Linked DNA regions of Homo sapiens: region 2 is linked to region 1. A link is an interaction called in ENCODE POLR2A ChIA-PET data of the cell type or tissue named here. Cell type or tissue: OCI-LY7. All regions are shown on one strand. Links, peaks and the distances in the headings refer to the core of each region. The heading gives the core; the rest is flanking DNA.

Region 1 (10,317 bases), core at 1,380-9,379:
CCCACCGGGAGGCTCCATCTTCCTCAGTTGACTCCCACACAGAGGCAGAAGAAGGAGAAGCTGCCTCCACCCTGAGGAGCTTGGGGGCAAACATCTGCTCCCTACCATTGTTTCCCCTTATTTAGTGGGTGGGAAGGACCTGGCAGAGCTCTTCAGCCAAATCACACACCCAGGTGGCAGTTTGGTGAACCCTCCTCCAGGGTAACTGGGGAAAGCTGAAAATGCCTGTTGGCCTGACAGGGGTTTTCAGAGTGTCACTCCCATGCTGAGTGGGTGGGGCGGAGAGGTGACATTCACCCTCCTCGGCAGCACCCCTTATGTCCCTCGTGTGTTCTCCGGCTGCAGAGCCCAGTGAGGCTATGCAGTGACAGATAGTCACTTGTGCCTCTCTCTCCCTTCTGCTCCCCCCCGCCCCTGCCACTTCTACCCACCCAGGCTTGCAGCAGAGGGCCTGGAGTCTTGGGTGTGGGCAGGTGTTTATCTCATCAGACAACTAAAGTTTTGCCAGGGCTGGGCTGCGGGTTCACGCATTCACCTGCTGACCTGCTTAGGAAACACAGGGCAGGGTTTTGTTCCAGTGCCTTCCTGGCAGCCACACCCACTTAACACCAAATTCCCAATGCCAGGTCTGAGACAGAGGGGATCGCAGTGGAGACTGCACTCGCTTCAGCAGTTACCAGCTCTGGTAATATCTGTTGAGCAACTGCTCCATGGCAGGGCTGGGGAGGTGGCCCGTGAACAAATTGGCCAGGGCAGGTCCCTGCTCCGACCTGTGGTGCTTGCAGTCACCGTCTGGGGAGGGACTGCAAAACCACACAGACAGTACGACAGACGGTGCACCATGAGGAGAAGGTCTGGCTTCCATGAACATGTGCCACAGCGGGAGCAAAGTAAATGAGATTGGAGGGGGCCAGGAGGAAATGACATTGAAGCTCAGAGGAAGAGAATTTAACCAGGACTGGACTGTCTTCCGGGGGCGATCAGAGCAAAGGCGCTAAGATGACAGGAGCCACTATGCGTCTGAAGAAGCCAGGTGGGTGCTGACTCACAGTTCTTATTCTGGTCTTTCTCATGACTTACCTGTGGCCTGACCCACAGCCCTTCATTTCTCCCTGGACAACGTGGCTGTCCAGAGGAGAGGAGACTGGGCGTCCAAAGTACTGCCAGCCCCTGCGTTGTTATTATCGATTACAACGTGTTATTTCCAGCTTCTACCCTCTCCACAAAAAAAAGAGCCTTCTGGGAGAGGACACCTGCCCAGACATAGCCTGGACTCCGCAGGGGTTCCCACAAGCACATCCAGGCTCTGTCATTCCCTCCTTGTAGATGATCTGGCAAATTTGGAGTTTGACTCCTAATTCTGCTGCCTCAATCCCTGCCCCTCCCCTCACATGAGCACTGTGGACGGTCGCATGTGCGCTTCCCCTGTTGAACTCAGACACGCATGCATGCCAAAGGGAATCATACATTTCTTCTAGAATTTATTTTTCTTTTCTTTTTTTTTTTTTTTGAGACAGAGTCTCGCTCTGTCGCCAGGCTGGAGTGCAGTGGCTCAATCTCAGTTCACTGCAGCCTCCGCCTCCTGGGTTCAAGCAATTCTCTGCCTCAGCCTCCCAAGTAGCTGGGATTACAGACACCCACCACCATGCCCGGCTAATTTTTGTATTTTTAGTAGAGACAGGGTTTCACCATCTTGGCCAGGCTGGTCTTGAACTCCTGACCTCGTGATCCACCCACCTCAGCCTCCCAAAGTGCTGGGATTGCAGGCATGAGCTACTGCACCTGGCCTAGAATTTCTTTTAACTGAATAATTTATCTTCCATTAATACATGTGCTTCTATCCTTGTTTGTTTTTCGTTTTTGTTTTTTTGTTTTTTTGAGACAGAATCTCGCTCTGTCGCCTAGCCTGGAGTGCAGTGGCGCCATCTCGGCTCACTGCAAGCTCCGCCTCCCGGGTTTACACCATTCTCCTGCCTCAGCCTCCTGAGTAGCTGGGACTACAGGTGCCCGCCACCACGCCCGGCTAATTTTTTGTATTTTTTTTAGTAGAGACAGGGTTTCACTGTGTTAGCCAGGATGGTCTCAATCTCCTGACCTCGTGATCCACCCCTCTCGGCCTCCGAAAGTGCTGGGATTACAGGCGTGAGCCACTGCGCCCGGCCCTCTCTTTGTTTTTATTTTTATTATTTTTATTTATTTATTTATTTTTGAGACAGAGTTTCGTTCTTGTCGCCCAAGCTGGAGCGCAATGGCGCTCTCTCAGCCCACTGCAACCTCTGCCTCCCTCATTCAAGCTATTCTCCTGCCTCAGCCTCCAGAGCAGCTGGGATTACAGGCATGCACGACCATGCCTGGCTAATTTTGCAGTTTTAGTAGAGATGGGGTTTCTCCATGTTGGTGAGGCTGGTCTCGAACTCCCAATCTCAGGTGATCCGCCCGCCTCTGCCTCCCAAAGTGTTGGGGTTACAGGCGTGAGCCACCGTGCCTGGCCTCTCTCTTTGTTTTTAACTGCTTCATTGTTTTACTTAGTCTGGATGTCATAATTTATTTACTTGTTTGTTTGTTTATGTTTTTAGAGTCAGGGTCTTGCTCTGTTGTCCAAGCTGGAGTGCAGTGGTGTGATCATGGCTCACTGCAGCCTCGACCTCCCAGGCTCAAGAGATCCTCCTGCCTCAGCCTCCTAAGTGGCTGGGACTACAGGCATGCACCACCATGCCACCAAATTTTATATTTTTGGTAGAGAGGGCCTTGCTGCTTTGCCCAGGCTGGTCTCAAACCCTCAACCTCAAGCTATTCTCCCACCTTGGCCTCCCAAAGTTGCAATTACAGTTCTTATCCACCAGGATGTGATGATTTATTTAATGATTTCCTTATTGATAGATATTTTGGGTCCCCCTTACCTTTTATTTATTTCTCTCTTTTTTTTGTGTGCTATTTTACCTAGGGTTACTTTTTAATAAGGTGAACTTAAGGTGGGTTGGAGTTCAGATTTTTTTTTTTTTTTAGAAAACTTACAACAGATAAAGATGAGGAACCCACCACTAACGATGTTGAATTTGTTTTTGTTTTTCTTGTAATAAGTCCTATTTGGAACCTTGGCCCATTTGCTACTGGGCCAGCCCCCTCCTGCTAGGATGACCTTAGCCCCCTGGGCCAGCCCTGCTTCCCCAGTCCCTACCCCCTGGTGCAGTGGTGATGAGACACCTCCCTCTGCTTCCTCTGAGCCCTCCTTCGACACTGATAGGCCGGGCTCACCCTTGCAGGGCTGGAATTTGCCAAGCTTGCCTCCCTCCCTCTGGGAATGAGCACTCCCCACCCCTCCCCCTTCATTTTCTCTGGAGCCTTTGGGACAAACAACTCTCTAGGACGGAGCTACCTCCTAAGGGAGGCCCCTCTGGCCTCTTCCCTGGCATCTGTGACCACCTGCGTCTGCCACAGCTTCTCTGGTCCAGCCTGACCTGATGAGTCTATTTGTACTTCCTCACTGTCTTCTTTGAACCTTGATTTCTGAGGAAGTTTCCAATCCCACCCCCAGCCAGAGTCCTTCCTGTTCTCTCATGATGTTTCTCCCCAGCTCAGGGCCTTTTGTTTTCCACCCCAACCCTCCCTGCAAGTTTGTCCCCCTTTGCCAGGAGCTCTCCAGCCCAGCAGCCTCTCTTCTTACTAATCTCTTTTCCAAACGCTGTCTTCTGTAGCCAGGTCTACCCAACAGAAAGTGAAGAAGGTTGGCAATTATCTAATGAGTCCACACAATGTAGACAGCCAATTAAAATATCCTTGACACAACCAATCCCCTCCGCTTTGTTGAAAGCTGAACTCCAGTGAGGCCTGCCCCTGACAAAATCTGTCACACAATCTAGATGATTGGGGTGACAAGAACCGATGTTTATCTAACTAGCAAGTGAGAATTTCAGCTTTCTCTAGGTCTGGCTGCCATCTCTCCAAATAAAGGATAGTCCAATGTACCCACAAACAAATAAACGAAACAAAAGAGAAAACACACACCACAAAAACTGCTTTCTTAGAGTTGGTGTCTAATTGTGAACTGAAGTCCACCCTCAAAATAGGAATTTCTGTGGAAGGTACTGTTTTTGTGGTGACTCGAATCCCAGCGTTCTATCTGTAGGTGCACCCTGGTGCAAAACACAGTGCACAGTGGAGTGCTGTAGCTTTCGCGTCTCCAGGGACTTTGACGTCCCTCCCTCTTGCCTTGTTGAAAAATTCAAACTAGAAGAATCCTATGAAATAAAATGCAATTAATAAGCACTCTTTAGGTGTTTAGGGTTGGTTAAAGACAGAAGCCAGGGCCGGACGCGGTGGCTCACACCTGTAATCCCAGCATTTTGGGAGACCAAGGCAGGCAGATCACCTGAGGTCAGGAGTTCGAGACCAGCCTGATCAACATGGAGAAACCCTGTCTCTACTAAAAGCAGAAAATTAGCTGGGCGTGGTGGTGCATGCCTGTAATTCCAGCAACTTGGGAGGCTGAGGCAAGAGAATCACTTGAACCTGGGAGGCGGAGGTTGCGGTGAGCCAAGATCACACCATTGCACTCCAGCCTGGGAAAGACAAGAACAAAACTCTGTCTCGAAAAAAAAAATAGCTGGGCGTGGTGGCGGGAGCCTGCAGTCCCAGCTACTTGGGAGGCTGAGGCAGGAGAATGGTGTGAACCCGGGAGGCAGAGCTTGCAATGAGCTGAGGTTGCGCCACTGTACTCCAGCCTGGGTGACAATGCGAGACTCCGTCTCAAAAAAAAAAAAAAAAAAAAGAAAGAAGCTACTTCTCTGACTGCACAGTTATCTTCTATTTGACAATTTGAGTCAGAACATTTAATCTTCCACTTCAATTATTTACAAAACACTTAAATTATTTTAGTTATTTTCTTTCTTTCTTTTTTTTTTTTTTTTTAGTAGAGACAGGGTTTCACCGTGTTAACCAGGATGGTCTCGATCTCCTGACCAAGGATGGTCTCCATCTCCTGACCTCGTGATCCGCCCACCTCAGCCTCCCAAAGTGCTGGGATTACAGGCATGAGTCACCGCGCCCGGCCTATTTTAGTTATTTTATTAAACTGACACTAGATGTATTATTATTATTATTTTTTTTTCAGATGGAGTTTCACTCTTGCCCAGGCTGGAGTGCAATGGCCCGATCTCAGCTCACTGCAACCTTCGTCTCCCGGGTTCAAGTGATTCTCCTGCCTCAACCTCCCAAGTAGCTGGGATTACAAGCACCCGCCACCATGGCTGGCTAATTTTTGTATTTTTAGTAGAGACCATGTTTCGCCATGCTGGCCAGGCTGGTCTCGAACTCCTGACCTCAGGTGATCTGCCCGCCTCGGCCTCCCAAAGTGCTGGGATTACAGGCATGAGCCACCGTGCCTGACCTCATTATTATTATTATTTCCTTTTATTATTATTATTATTTTTTTATTGAGACAGAGTATTGCCCAGGGTGGAGTGCAGTGGCACAACCTCAGCTCACTGCAACCTTCATCTCCCAGGTTCAAGTGATTCTCCTGCCTCAGCCTCCCCAGTAGCAGGGATTACAGGCATGTGCCACCACACCAAGGTAATTTTTGTATTTTTAGTAGAGACGGGGTTTCACCATATTGGCCAGACTGATCTCGAACTCCTGCCTCAAGTGATCCATCGGCCTTGGCCTCTCAAAGTGCTGGGATTACAGGAGTGAGCCACCGCGCCAGCTATTTTTTTTTTTTTTTTTTTTTGAGACGGAGTCTAGCTCTGTCGCCCAGGCTGGAGTGCAGTAGCACCATCTCAGCTCACTGCAACCTCTGCCTCCTGGGCTCAAGGGATTCTCCTGCCTCAGCCTCCAGAGTAGCTGGGATTACAGGCCAGCACCACCACGCCCAACTAATTTTTGTATTTTTAGTAGAGACGGGGTTTCACTATGTTGGCCAGGATGGTCTCCATCTCTTGACCTCATGATCCACCTGCCTCAGCCTCCCAAAGTGCTGGGATTACAGGCGTGAGCCACTCTGCCCAGCCTTTCTTCCTTTTTTTTTTTTTTTTTTTTCAAGACGGAGTCTCGCTCTGTCGCCCAGGCTGGAGTGCAGTGGTGCGATCTCAGCTCACTGCAACCTCCGCCCCCACGCCGCCCTCCCCGCCCCGCCCCGCCCCGCCCAGGTTAAAGCGCTTCTCCCGCCTCGGCCTCCTGAGTAGCTCGGATTACAGGCACCTGCCATCATGCCTAGCTAATTTTTTTTTTTTTTTTGTATTTTTGTAGCGGCGGGGTTTCACCATGTTGGCCAGGCTGGTCTCTAGCTCCTGACCTCAGGTAATCCGCCCGCCTCGGCCACCCAAAGTGCTGGGACTACAGGACTGAGTCACCGCGCCCGGCCTTATTTTGTCTTGTTTTAGAAAATAAACCAATAGGCCAGGCGCGGTGGCTCATGCCTGTAATCCCAGCACTTTGGGAGGCCGAGGCGGGTGGATCACGAGGTCAGGAGCTCGAGACCAGCCTGACCAACATGGTGAAACCCCATATCTGCTAAAACTACAAAAATTAGCTGGGCATGGTGACACATGCCTGTAATCCCAGCTACTCAGGAGGTTGAGGCAGGAGAATTGCTTGAACCCGGGAGGCAGATGTTGCAGTGAGCCGAGATCATGCCACTGTACTCCAGCCTGGGTGACAAAGCGAGACTCCGTCTCAAAAAAAAAAAAAAAAAAAAAAAAAAAAAGAAAGGAAGAAAGAAAGAAGATAAACCAATACAATAATACAATAGCTGGGTGCAGTGGCGCATGCCTGTAATCCCAGGACTTTGGGAGGCCGAGATGGGTGGATCACTTGAGGTCAGGAGTTCGAGACCGGCCTGGCCAAATTGGTGAAACCCGGTCTCTACTAAAAACACAAAAATTGGCTGGGCATGGTGGCACGCGTATGTAGTCCTAGCTACTCTGGAGGCTGAGACAGGAGAATCACTTGAACCCCAGAGGAGGAGATTGCAGTGAGCCGAGACATGCAACTGCTCTCTAGCCTGGATGACAGAGCGAATTCCGTCTCAAAAAAGAAAAGAGAAGAGGGGAGGGGAGGGGAGGAGAAGGGAGGGGAGAAAAGAAGAGAAGAGAAAAGAAAAGAAACCAGTAGTCTACCAGGCACAGCAGCTCATGCTTGTAATCCCAGCACTTTGGGAGGCTGAGGCGGGAAGATCACGAGGTCAGGAGTTTGAGACCAGCCTGGCCAACATGGTGAAACCTCATGTCTACTAAAAATACAAAAATTAGGCAGGCATGGTGGCATGCACCTGTAATTCCCACTACTCAGGAGGCTGAGGCAGGAGAATAGCTTGAACCTAGGAGGTGGAGGTTGAAGTGAGCCGAGATGGTGCCACTGCACTCCAGTCTGGGACAGAGTGAGACTCTGTCTCAAAGAAAAAAAAGAAAAGAAAAGAAAAGAAACCGATAGTCAAAACCTTCTGATAATTTTTAAAGATTTGACCATTAATTTTTTTTTTTTTTTTTTGAGACAGAGTCTCACTCCGTTGCCCAGCCTGGAGTGCAGTGCCATGATCTTGGCTCACTGCAACCTCCACCTCCTGGGTTCAAGCGATTCTCCTGCCTTAGCCTCCAGAGTAGCTGGGATTACAGGTATGCACCATCACGCTTGGCTAATTTTTTCTTTTTCTTTTTTTTTTTTTTGAGACAGAATCTCTCTGTGTCACCAGGCTGGAGTGCAGTGGCTCAATCTCGGCTCACTGCAACCTCTGCTTCCTGATTCAAGCAATTCTCCTGCCTCCGCCTCCCCAGTAGCTGGGACTACAGGCACATGCCACCACGCCCAGTTAATTTTTGTATTTTTAGTAGAGACAGGATTTCACCATATTGGCCAGGCTTATCTCAAACTCCCGACCTCAGGTGATCTGCCCGCTTTGGCCTCCCAAAGTGTTGGGATTACAGGCATGAGCCACCGCGCCCGGCCGCTCAGCTAATTTTTGTAGTTTTAGTAGAGACCGGCTTTCACCATGTTGGCGGGGCTGGTCTCAAACTCCTGACCTCTGGTGATCCACCCGCCTCAGCCTCCCAAAATGCTGGGATGATAGGCATGAGCCACCTTGCCTGATCTTGACCGTTAATATTGAACTGGATTTAAAATACCTTTTGTGGCCAGGTACTCATGCCTGTCATCCCAGCACTTTGGGAGGCCAAGGAAGGAGGATTGCTTGAGCCTAGGAGTTCAAGACCACTCTGGACAATAGAGTGAGAACTTGCCTCTACAAAGAAAAAAGAAAAGGCTAGTGTGGTGGAGCAAGCCCATTGTCCCAGCTACTCAGGAGGCTGAAGTGTGAGGATCACCTGAGCCTGGGAGGTTGAGACTGCAGTAAGCCATGATCACCACTGCCTTCCGGCCTAGGCAACAGAGAGAGACCCTGTGTCTAATATATATAGGGGGCTTAGGGAGAAAGAAAGTATTTGCTTTGCTTTCAGGATGTTTGTGTTATATCCCATTCCCAGGCCGAGCACCATCAGGGGAGGGGAGGGACTGGAAGAAAGAAGGCACTGTTTAGAGAATGCTTTTCAGAGAAACCCCAAATGTATTTTTATTTGTTTTAATTATTCAAAACAAGAGTGCACTGTGGGCTGGGCGCGGTGGCTTACGCCTGTAATCCCAGCAATTTGGGAGGCTGAAGCAGGTGGATCACCTGAGGCCAGGAGTTCGAGACCAGCCTGGCCAACATGGTGATTTTATATATATATGTATATATACATATCCTTTGGGAAAATATTAATTTAAAAACCACAATGCACTCTTTTTTTTTTTTTCTTGAGACGGAGTCTCACTCTGTCGCCCAGGCTGGAGTGCAATGGCGTGATCTCAGCTCACTGCAATCTCTGCCTCTTGGGTTCAAGTGATTCTCCTGCCTCAGCCTCCCAAGTAGCTGGAAGTACAGGTGCCCACCACCATGCCAGGCTGATTTTTTTTTTTTTAATTTTTAGTAGAGACAAGGTTTCACTATGTTGGCCAGGCAGGTCTGGAACTCCTAACCTCATGATCGGCCTGCTTGGCTTCCCAAAGTGCTGGGATTACAGGCGTGAGCCACTGCACCCGGCCCGGCCCTTTTTTGTTTTTTTGAGACAGAGTCTCGCTCTGTCACCAAGGCTGGAGTGCAGTGGCGCAATCTTGGCTCACTGTAGCTTCCACCTTCTGGGTTCAAACAATTCTTCTGCCTCAGTAGGAGGCAGGAGATCCTGAGTAGCTGGGATTATAGGCATGTGCCACCACACCCGGCTGATTTCTGTATTTTTAATGGAAATGGGTTTCACCTTGTTGGCCAGGTTGTTCTCAAACCCGTGACCTCAGGTGACCCGCCCGCCTCGGCCTTCCAAAGGGGTGGGATTGCAGGCTTCAGCCACCAAGCCCAGTCTTACTCTGCTTTCTTTCTTTCTTTTTTTTTTTTTTGAGATGGAGTTTTGCTCTCGTTGCCCAGGCTGGAGTGCAATGGCACGATCTTGGCTCACTGCAACCTCCACCTCCTGGGTTCAAGCAATTCTTCTGCCTCAGCCTCCTGAGTAGCTGGGATTACAGGCACGCGCCACCACGCCCGGCTAATTTTGTATTTTTAGTAGAGACAGGAGTTTCTCCATGTTGGTCACGCTGGTCTCGAACTTGCAACCTCAGGTGATCCGCCTGCCTCAGCCTCCTAAAGTGCTGGGATTACAGACGTGACCCACTGCGCCTGGCTTACTCTGCTTTCTTTAGCTCCTTTCCCTTCCCTTGCTCTTTGCACTGGTCCTGAGGAAATTTTCCGGAATGGAGGCTGCTTACGCTGTAGCATTTTTCCTAACTGACCTCCTTTATGGCTTCCCTAGGCCGTCAGTTAAATCATCACTCCATCAGAAGCCAGTTTTCCCAAACAGCTTCTTTTTCTACTGACACTTCTCTTTGAGAACCCTTCTTTTTCTCCTTTTTTCCTTCCTGCAACTCCAGGCCTCTCCCTTTGCCTTCCCTGTCCCTTGTTCTCTCCATCATCCTCCCTGAGGACATCAGCTCTGGGAACCTTCCCTTTCTCTCCATCATCCTCCCTGAGGACATCAGCTCTGGGAACCTTCCCACAAGCGTAGTATTTGTAGTATTCCTGTTTCTAACACTCACTTTACATTCCATGATTCGTTTCTGAGCACATGAAAGTAGCAATCCAAGGCAGTACAGTCTCATTTTAAAGGAAAGATGGGGATGGATTTCTCCAGCAGTCCTTGTCCTCATGGTTGCAAAAAGAATCAGCATTGTTTGGAAAAGAGCAGATTGCCAACCCCCCCACTCCTCCTCTCATACCATCAGGCCACTTCTGGCCGGGCA
Region 2 (10,317 bases), core at 1,458-9,457, 60 kb after region 1:
ATCACCTAATCAGGGAGTACACAGGGACAGCTAATAGACGCAAAACCCTTCCTTCATGTTTGAAATTCAAATTTATAGAAGGCTTAAATATAATACATGCTTATATATAAAAATTTAAAAAGTAGCTGGGCACAGTGGCTCACACCTGTAATCCCAGCCCTTTGGGAGGCCAAGGCGGATGGATCACCTGAGGTCAGGAGTTCGAGACCAGCCTGGCCAACATGGTGAAGCCCCTTCTCTACTAAAAATACAAAAATTAGCCGGGCGTGATGGTAGGCGCCTGTAATCCCAGCTACTCAGGAGGCTGAAGCAGGATAATCTCTTGAACCCGGGAGGCGGAGGTTGCAGTGAGCCAAGATCATGCCATCGCACTCCAGCCTGAGGGACAAGAGGGAGACTTCGTCTCAAAAAGAAAAAAAAAAGAAAAGAAAAGTAGAAAATTGAAAAATAATAAAAGGAGTTGTTATTTTAATTAAGTTTAAAATAATATTTCCCTGTTGTAAAAGTTATTCATGCTTATTGTGAATAATTTGGAAAATAAAAAGTGTAACTCAGGAAGCTAAGGCAGGAGAATCGCTTGCACCAGGGAGGTGGAGGTTGCAGTGAGCCAAGATCGCACCACAGCACTCCAGCCTGGGCGACAGAGTGAGATTCTGTCTCAAAAAAATAAAAAGAAAATAAAAAGTGTAAATACAATACATTTTCAGTGCTGATTATTCTCATCAAAACAATTTATTGCAGTACTTCTTTACATGTTAGCATCTGCTTTTCTCAAATGTTTAAATTCATACAATGATTTAACTCGTACAATTCTTTCAAACTTCTTTTTTTGTATGTATGTAAGGTACCTTAAACAAAAAGACCAGGCATGGTGGCTCATACCTGTAATCCCAGCACAGTTTGAGGCTGGAGAATTGCTTGAGCCCAGGAGTTTGAGACCAGCCTGGGCAGAAGAAAAAGAAAATAAAAAGTGTAAATTGGGAGGCCGAGGCAGGCAGATCACGAGGCCAGGAGATCGAGACCATCCTGGCTAACACGGTGAAACCCCGTCTCTACTAAAAATACAAAAAAATTAGCCGGGCATGGTGGCGGCACCTGTAGTCCCAGCTACTCGGGAGGCTGAGGCAGGAGAATGGCGTGAACCCGGGAGGCGGAGCTTGCAGTGAACGGAGATCCCACCACTGCACTCCAGCCTGGGCGACAGAGCAAGACTCTGTCTCAAAAAAAAAAAAAAAAAAAGTGTAAGTACAATACATTTTCAGTGGTGATTCTTCTCATCAAAACAATTCATTGCAGCACTTCTTTACATGTTAACATCTGTTTTACATAGCAAAACCACCATCTGTATTTATATATATTTTTTAAAATTAGCCAGGCGTGGTGGCTCACGCCTGTAATCCCAGCACTTTGAGATGCTGAGTGGGGAGGATCCCTTGAGCTCAGGAGTTTAAGACCAGCCTGAGCAACATAGTGAGACTCTGTCTCTACAAAAAATAATAATAATAATTTAAAAATTAACCGGGTGTGCTGGCACATGCCTGTAGTCCCAGCTACTCAGGAGCCTGAAGCTGGAGGATCACTGGAGCCCATGAGGTTGAGGTTGGCGTTGTGCCACCACTGCACTCCAGCCTGGGCAACAGAGCAAGATTCTGTTCAAAAAAATAATAATAATAGGCCAGGCACGGTGGCTGACGCCTGTAAGCTCAGCGCTTTTTTTTTTAAATAATGTTTTTCTTTACTTTATTATTTATTTTATTTATTTTTGAGACAGAGTCTCGCTCTGTTGCCCAGGCTGGAGTGCAGTGGTGCGATCTCCGCTCAGTGCAACCTCCGCCTCCAGAAGCCCAGCACTTTGGGAGACCAAGGTGAGTGGATCACTTGAGGTCAAGAGTTCGAGACCAGCCTGGCCAACAGAGTGAAACCCTGTCTCTACTAAAAATACAAAAATTAGCCGGGTGTGGTGGTGCACACCTGTAATCCCAGTTACTCAGGAGGCTGAGGCAAAGAATCACTTGAACTGGGGAGGTGGAAGTTGTAGTGAGTCGAGATTGTGCCACTGCACTCCAGCCTGAGATTGTGCCACTACACTCCAGCCTGGGCAACAGAGTGAGATTCTGTCTCAAAAAAAAAAAAAAAAAATGAAAATAATGAAAACAAAAAAGAGGCAAATTATAAATTAAATAAACTACTAAATAGGCCAGGCGCGGTGGCTCATGCCCGTAATTCCAGCACTTTGGGAGGCCAAGGGGGGCGGATCACCTGAGGTCAGGAGTTGGAGACCTGCCTGGCCAACATGATGAAACCCAGTCTCTACTAAAAATACGAAAATTAGACAGGCGTGGCGGTGCCAGTGAACAGAGATTGCGCCACTGCACTCCAACCTGGGCAACAGAGACTGTCTCAAAAAACAAAAGCAAAATAAACAAACAAACAAAAAGTCAGGAATAGTATATAAAGTGCCAGTATTGTTAGTTTTGGCTTAAACATAATACTAACTTCCAAATTCTCTCTCCTTGGCCAAATAAATCGAATAAAACTGGGCTAAAGGAATGAATTTGCCAATGCAACAAAGATGACTGCCATTCTGCCCTGCCTCCGGAATCATGAAAGGGGTGGTCTTCTGACGTCCTCCCTTTTCACAGGGGCCTGCAGAGGGAGGCAGCCGCTGTTGGGAGGTCACAGAGCGTCTGCAGCTGACTGGGAAGCCCTCCTAACTGGCGCACCTGAGGGGCTGGGTGCCCGTCTGCTGCTTCTGGCTGCCCTGGCCCGCAGTAGTAGTAAGTCTCCTCCTCACCTCCCTCTGGCCCAAGCATGGAAAACACCAAGTCTTCCTGTCTCCTGAACACAGTTGGGACTAGTGGGAATGTACCAAAGGAACTTTCCTAAAAGTTAAGGAAAGCCAAAAAGAAAATAAACAAGAGAAATAAAAATCACAGAGGCGACAGGCGGTGTCCAGGTTTCTGAGCTTACAATAGCTCACTCGCGAGCCACTCCATTTCTAGTTTGCTGGGCCCCTCCCAGGAAACCCTCCTTTACAACGCAGGGCTGTTCCCCACAGAGGCGGGACTGGGTGAGGCCCACTCTCCTGGCTATTCTTAAGAAAGCCATGAGCCACAAAAGGCTGATGGCTCACAGACTTCATCTCCTGAGGCCCCTAAGCATCTTCTTTAACCGCCCATCTCTAGGATGGAGGACGATTTTTCTGCGTAGTGTCTCCTGGAGAGGGTTCCCATGCTCCAATCTCTGTGAGAGGGACAGGAATGAAAAGCGCCCAGGCCTGGCCCTAGTCTGAATCCAGGCTTTGATGCCTCCTGGCTGGGGACTTTTTCTTATTCAACCACTTTATTTTATTTTATTATTTTTGAGACAGGATCTTGCTCTGTCGCCCAGGCTAGAGTGCAGTGGCGCAATCTCAACTCACTGCAAACTCCATCTCCCCAGTTCAAGCGATTCTCCTGCTTCAGCCTCCTGATTAGCTGGGATTACAGGCGCCCGCCACCATGCCCAGCTGTTTTTTGTATTTTTAGTAGAGACAGGGTTTCACCATGTTGGCCAGGCTGGTCTCAAACTCCTGACCTCAAGTGATCTGCCCGCCTCAGCCTCCCAATAAACCACTTTATTATTCACAAACCATATAATTCACCCATATAAAGTATAAAATTACATGGTTTTTAGTATATTCAGAGTTGTGCGACCATCACCACAATCCATTTTATAACATTTTCCTCTTCCCTAGAAAAGAATCCCATACCTGTTAATGTCACTCCCGCTTTCCCCAAACCTCCCCAACTAGTTCCCTCAGCCCCCACCCTAGGGGCTTTTGTCGCTATAGACTTGCCAATGCTGCTGGCTACGTATGCTTGAAAAACCTCTTTGGTTCTCAATTTCTTCCTATGTAAAAAGGAGCTAGCCTTTTTACATAGCCCCTCCCCACATATGCAGCCCATGGGAGACAGTCTATAGAAATTAGTTCTCCGGCCCGGCGCGGTGGCTCACGCCTGTAATCCCAGCACTTTGGGAGCCCGAGACGGGTGGATGACAAGGTCAGGAGTTCGAGACCAGCCTGGCCAAGGTGGTGAAACCCTGTCTCTACTAAAAATACAAAAATTAGCCAGGCATGGTGGCACGCGCCTGTAGTCCCAGCTATTCGGGAGGCTGGGGCGGGAGAATCGCTTGAACCCAGGAGGTGGAGGTTGCAGTGAGCTGAGATCGCACCTTGCACTCCAGCCTCGTCAACAGAGCAAAACTCCATCTAAAAAACAACAAAAAAAAATTAGTTCTCATTATATACCACGTGCTATATACCCACAAAAATTAAAAATTTAAAATGAGTTAAATGAGTTCTCTCCTTCCCTTTCTTCAGGGCCTTAGCACATTGAAGTTTGTTTGTTTTGGTTTTATGTTGTTTTGCCTTAATTACACCTGTGCTGAAGCAGAGGCCTTATCGCCTGTATTTTATAAGAATAGGGCTCATGTCACTGAGGTAAAGACCACCCATTTTCCTCCTCTGGGCCCAGGGTATGAGCAAGCTTCTCAGCACCAAGCGCACCAGCAATAACAATAATCCCTGTCCTTTGTTGAGAGCTCACTGTGTGCTAAGCATTGCTCCAGGTGTTGTGTATGTAATAATTAATAATCCTCACCAACCCCATGAGACAAGTTGCTGCTGCTATTCCTGTTCTATAGATGAGGAACTGGAAGTGTTCAGGATGAAGTAATCGGCCTCAGTTACACAGCTAGCAGGAGCGCTGGAGCCAAGCTACAACCCAGGCAGGCTGCTCAGAGCCTGCACGAATGACTGGGCCACCTGTGCCTCTCCAGTGCAAACCCCCCGTTTGTCATCAACAACAGGAGGGACTGACTGGAGGTCCGCTGCAGCTCAGAGAGTTTGTCCATTTCTGGGCTATTATTGATTAACCTGTTTATATTCCACCGTATCAGAGCCTGGATCACCTGGAAGGCATTCCTTTCTAGACGCAGCAATGCAGGAGAGTCGGCGACTTCAGGGACTGAGGCTGGAGGTCTGCAAAAGCAGATCAGGAGGTGTGGAGGCATTTGTTTCTATATCATATCACCAACCGCAATACCACTCTAGGATGGAAAGACTCTGTATTTCCAAACAGTGTGCAACTGGGCCGAGCTGGTGGCAAAATCTTACCTTAGTGAAATGTCTATGTTACTTATCAAGCTCATTTCCTGGGATCACATCATGCCCTCCACTTACCTTAATATTGAGAACGCTTAATCGTTCATTTCAATTATTTATGTCTCCCCCCGATTCTCTAGGCTATATGGGGACAATGTCTTACCAGATACATCTCTAGATTACTTAAGTTAATACTGGTAGGCCAGATGCTGTGGCTCACACCTGTAATCCCAGCACTTTGGGAGGCCGAGGCGGGCGAATTGCTTGAGCTCAGAAGTTCCAGACCAGCCTGGGGAACATGTGGAAATCCTGTCTCTACTAATATATATATATATATTAGCTGGATGTGGTGGCACACGCCTGTAATCCCAGCTACTTGGAAGGCTGAGGCAGGAGAGTCGCTTGAACCCAGGTCAGGGAGTGGTGGGGGGTGCGGCATCGAGGTTGCAGTGAGCTGAGATCATGCCACTGCACTTCAGCCTGGGTGACAGAGCGAGGCTCTGTCTCAAAAGCAAACAAACAAACAAAAAAGAAAGTTTGCTCCAGGTCAGCTCTGGGTATAAACAGGAGGAACCCAGTTTGAATAGGAAATAATATCTAACAGATACTCTTACTAACTTCTATTCTCTTATTAGTCAACTAATTTTTTTTTTTTTTTGAGACAGGGTCTGATTCTGTCGCCCAGCTTGGAGTGCAGTCGTGCAATCTCGGTTCACTGCAATCTCCTGGGCTTAGCCAGTGATCCTCCCACCTCAGCTTCCTGAGTAGCTGGAACTACAGGCGTCCACCACTGCACCTGGCCAGATGGTCAACTCATTTTTAAGAAGGACTGCTTGTTGGCTGGGCACGGTGGCTCACGCCTGTAATCCCAGCACTTTGGGACGGTGAGGCAGGTGGATAACCTGAGGTCAGGAGTTTGAGACCAGCCTGGTCAACATGGTAAAACCCCGTCTCTACTAAAAAATACAAAAATTAGCTGGGCGTGGCAGGCGACTTAATCCTAGCTACTTGGGAGGCAGAGGCAGGAGAATCGTTTGAACCCGGGAGGCAGAGGTTTCAGTGAACCAAGATTGAGCAATTGCACTCAAACCTGGGGGACAAGAGCGAGACTTCTCTTAAAAAAAAAAAAAAAAAGAAGGACTGCTTGTTAAACTATCAATGTAGTGTCTACATTTTTACTTCATTCTGAAAAATTCAGTATAATTTTCAAATTTTTCCACTAGAAATATTTTGAGAACACATACATACAATTTTTTTTTCATTTGGGTGTGTATACATTCCCAAAATATTATAATTGGAATGTTTCTAGACTTTTTGAGGACCTTTCAGAGCAGCAAAGAACCAAAAAAAAAAAAAAAAAAACTAAACCTGTATCATTTAAATTGATTATATTAACACGGCAACTCAAGGTTTTTCACCTTGAACTGACTATAATCTTATTATTTTACAGCGTCTGTGAATCTTGGTATTAGCATAGAGAAAACATTTTTTTTTGGCAAACACAGAAAGGGGAACCTTTAAAGAGACAGACTTGCTCATTTTACAGATGAGGAAATCGAGATGCAGAAAGTGAACTGATTTGCTTAAGGTCCCTTGCTTAGTAAATAACAAACGGGGAACTAGAACTCAGCATTTCTGATTCCTGATTCTTCAACTTTCCCATAATACCTATTGCCTTGTCAACGGAAAAATGATTTTCCATTTGTATTAAGTAATCTTCTAGTATTTATTTATTTATTTATTTATTTAATTTTTGAGACAGAGTCTCTCTCTGTCACCCAGGCTGGAGTGCAGTGGCACGATGTCAGCTCACTACAACCTCCGCCTCCTGGGTTCAAGTGATTCTCCTGCCTCAGCCTCCTGAGTAGCTGGGATTACAGGCACGTGCCGCCACGCCCAGCTAATTTTTGTATTTTTAGTAGAGACCGGGTTTCACCATGCTGGTTGGGCTGGTCTTGAACTCCTGACCTCAAGCAATCCACCCTCCTCGATCTCCCAAAGTGCTGGGGTTACAGGCATGAGACACGGCACTTGGCCTTTGTTTATTTATTTACTTTTTTTTTTTTTTTAGACAAGGTCTCGCTCTGTTGCTCAGGCTGGAGTGCAGTGGCGTGATCATAGCTCACTGCAGCCTCAATCCCCTGGGCTCAAGCAATTCTCCCACCTTAGCCTCCCTAGTACTGAGGACCACAGGCGTGCATCACTATGCCCAGCTATTTAAAAGAGAAGTTTTGCAGAAACACTGTCCTGCTATGTTGCCCAGAGTGGTTTCAAACTCCTGGGCTCAAACAATCCTCCTGCCTCGGCCTCCCAAAGTGCTGAGATTACAGGTGTGAGCCACTGCGCCTGGTTCTAGTTTACTTTAAATGGTTAACCATCTGAGGCAAGGCATCTGTTTGGAATCACTCCACCTTTACCCCTTCCTTTGGCAGAAATTGTGAATTATCTTCCAACATCCATCCTCTCCTTCTTCCCTCAGAATAGAAGCCCTGATTTTCAACTGGGCATGAAACTGCTCCTTCTCCTTCCTGCTAATGGGACACAAGGGCTGATGGCATCGGGAGGTAGAAACTGTGTGTTGAGGACAGTAGAGCAGTAGGGCTCTTAGAAGGAGCCTGGCCTCTCCCTACTGTAGAGCTCCACACCTGTCTTCCTTGGTGACAACACATTTTATATTGTTTAAGTAACTTCTGCTGTTGTTGTTACCTGTAGCCAAGTTAATCCTGAACCTGGCAAGTGCTCCATCCCTCCACCCTTGTGTCTGTCTCTGCTCACAAAAGCGGTTTCCAGAGCTGTGCCTAGGTCCCATCTCTAGCAGCCTGGTCCCTCTCTGGCAGGGTCTTCTGACTTTCTGTCCTCTCTGCCTTTGTCATAGAATAGTACATTGTTGAGCTGGTTATTCTCTGGCCCTTGCCATCCTTTCTCTGCCTCTTCTCCATCGCAACAGACTGATCCCTGCGGACCTATCACTCGGGCTCCCTTGCCAGTTGGCTGGGTGCTAAGTGGCTGGGCCACTTGGAGGGACCACTGAGGGCTCAGAAGGCAGGAGGAGAGAGGGATGGGATGTTTCCTGCTCTGCTGTGTTCCTGGTATTTAGCTCTGGCACTGACTACATTTCTCCATGACTCTCGCACTGGCAGGGCAGTCCCTTCTCCTATCTCTCTCTAGGGTGCCATTCACACTGTCCGCACCCGTGCCCCTTCAGGCCTGGCGGTGACAGTGGCTCCGTGTCTTTTCTGGTTCCTGAGTGCCTCAACATCCCACATCGGTTCCTTTAACCTTGCTCCCCCGCTGTAAAAAGTCCTTCGTTTCCTTCTCCTCTGAATTCCATCGGAGTGTGCCTCTGTATCTTGCTGGACCGTGACTAATAAAATTACAGCATAGTTGTTCGCTTACTTCTGTCTCCCTTCCTGGAGTATAAGTTTCCTGAAGGTAACAAACATTGCCTTTTTTCTTGTTTGTTTTTTGCAGCTTATAGCATCATAGCATAATTTTTGACCCAGGAGTATTTGTTGAAGAATGAATACATGTAAATTAATAAATGTAATAAACCAACAAGGTATTTCTTTTAGCCAGGTGTGGTGACATGCACCTGTAGTCCCAGCTACTCAGGAGGCTGAGGAGGAAGGATTGCTTGAGCCTGTGAGTTCAAGACCAGCCTGAGCAGCATAGCGGGATCTGATCTCAGAAAAAACAAAAAGATATTTCTCTTCAGTATGCTTTCATAGTTTAGATTTTTATTTTAAGTATTCTATATTCTATTGGGAATCAGTAATACATCTTCCTTTCACCTCTAGCCAATAGCAACCCAGATCACCTTCCTGAAGCAAACACGCCAGCAATGTTATTTTAACAAAATCCATCCATATAAAACCAATGTTTGTCTTCCTCGGATCTTTACATTTGGATATTACTAATTTAATACACCTTTTAATTTCTAAAGAGACTAGAGGAAATCATATGAGTTCCTTGATTAAGTTAAATTTGAAACTTTCAAAATATATTACAAGCTCAGAGAATTTTAAAGTACACTAGAAAATCTTATTAAAAAATAAAAAATGAGTTGGGCACTGTGGCACACACCTGTAGCCCCAGCTACTCAGCAGGCTGACATGAGAGGAACTCTTGAGGGGAGGAGTTCAAGTCTGCAGTGAGCTATGATCACTCCTGTGAATAGCCACTGCTGTCCAACCTGGGCGACATAGAGAGACCCTGTGTCTAAAAACAAAAACTAAATTAACATAGTCTCTAAAAGGTTTTTTGCAGGAGTCCTCGGGAGTGTGGCGTATGGAAGAGCTTCAGTAGTCTTCACTCCTACTGCTGGGGAATCCCATTCTGTCTCCTGGAGGCAAGGGAACCTGGGTCAGAACCTGATCTGTGCACTTTCTCTGGTCTAAAACTTAAGAGGTGTTTTTGACTAATTTCCTCTCCTGCAGCCTGTATGGCCAAGCCAGGTTCCTGATGCTATCTTTGCAGCTTCTCATCACCCATTGCTCTGACTTCCCACTGGTGCAAAGCTAATCTTTGCCCTCGTTACCTCATTCCTGGCTTTTGCAAGTATCCTAAAATAGCTTCACTGCTTTCAATATGTCTCTCTTAAGTCCTTCCTGGCCCTAGGCAACCTACCCGAGCTGTTTCCCAATCTTCTCTAACAAACATTCTCCACTGAAGATAGCCTTGTTTAGTCCACCCCACAAGCACGCCTGCCCAATCCTGTCTCTGCCTGTCCCTTTGTTGATGTTGTTCCCCATATCTGAAATGCCTTTCCGCCTCCTCTCCTGGCTATCCGGACCTCACCTCTAGTTTAAGTTCAGCTCAGATTTCACCTTCACCATGAGCTTTCCTCCAGCAACTCTAAGCCACGGTCATTGCTCCCTTTCGGTATCCCATAGCACTTACTTATAGAATCAAAGAGCTGAGAGGAATCTCAGTAGGCAATAAAATCAAAACATTGATTTTACCAAATGAGATTAAGCGATCTCTCCAAGGTTACCTTGTTCGGGTAGCAAGTGATAAGCAGGAACCAAGCCTCCCAGCTCCTGGTCCAGTGTTCTGTCACAGACATTATGCCATCTCTCCTCCACTTGCCTTTACATTTCACAGGAATTTGCTTGTATTATTTACATTCATTCCATGGAACAAAGTTGTATCTCCCTATACAATAGATTGAA

The links. ChIA-PET counts read pairs that join two places held together with the same protein. Peaks named below come from ENCODE experiments on the same cell type or tissue, not always from the same donor. Only the 100,000 strongest peaks of a DNase experiment are listed, where the experiment ranks them.
Region 2: POLR2A ChIA-PET joins it to region 1 with 5 read pairs; 4 of 35 experiments call an interaction of 5 or more read pairs at or near these places.

The regions. Positions count from the first base shown.
Region 1 is chr22:17,269,382-17,279,698 of GRCh38, forward strand. No RefSeq gene overlaps it. Among named protein-coding and RNA genes, the nearest start is that of CECR3, 7.8 kb to the left of the region's middle. RefSeq lists an enhancer at 122-1,110. In OCI-LY7, for the core only: a CTCF peak has its summit at 2,957; a DNase peak (open chromatin) is centred at 6,160.
Region 2 is chr22:17,329,551-17,339,867 of GRCh38, forward strand. No RefSeq gene overlaps it. Among named protein-coding and RNA genes, the nearest start is that of CECR2, 35 kb to the right of the region's middle. RefSeq lists a silencer at 973-1,150 and enhancers at 2,190-2,690, 2,691-3,191, 8,823-8,992. In OCI-LY7, for the core only: no CTCF peak of the experiment used is centred there; no DNase peak of the experiment used is centred there.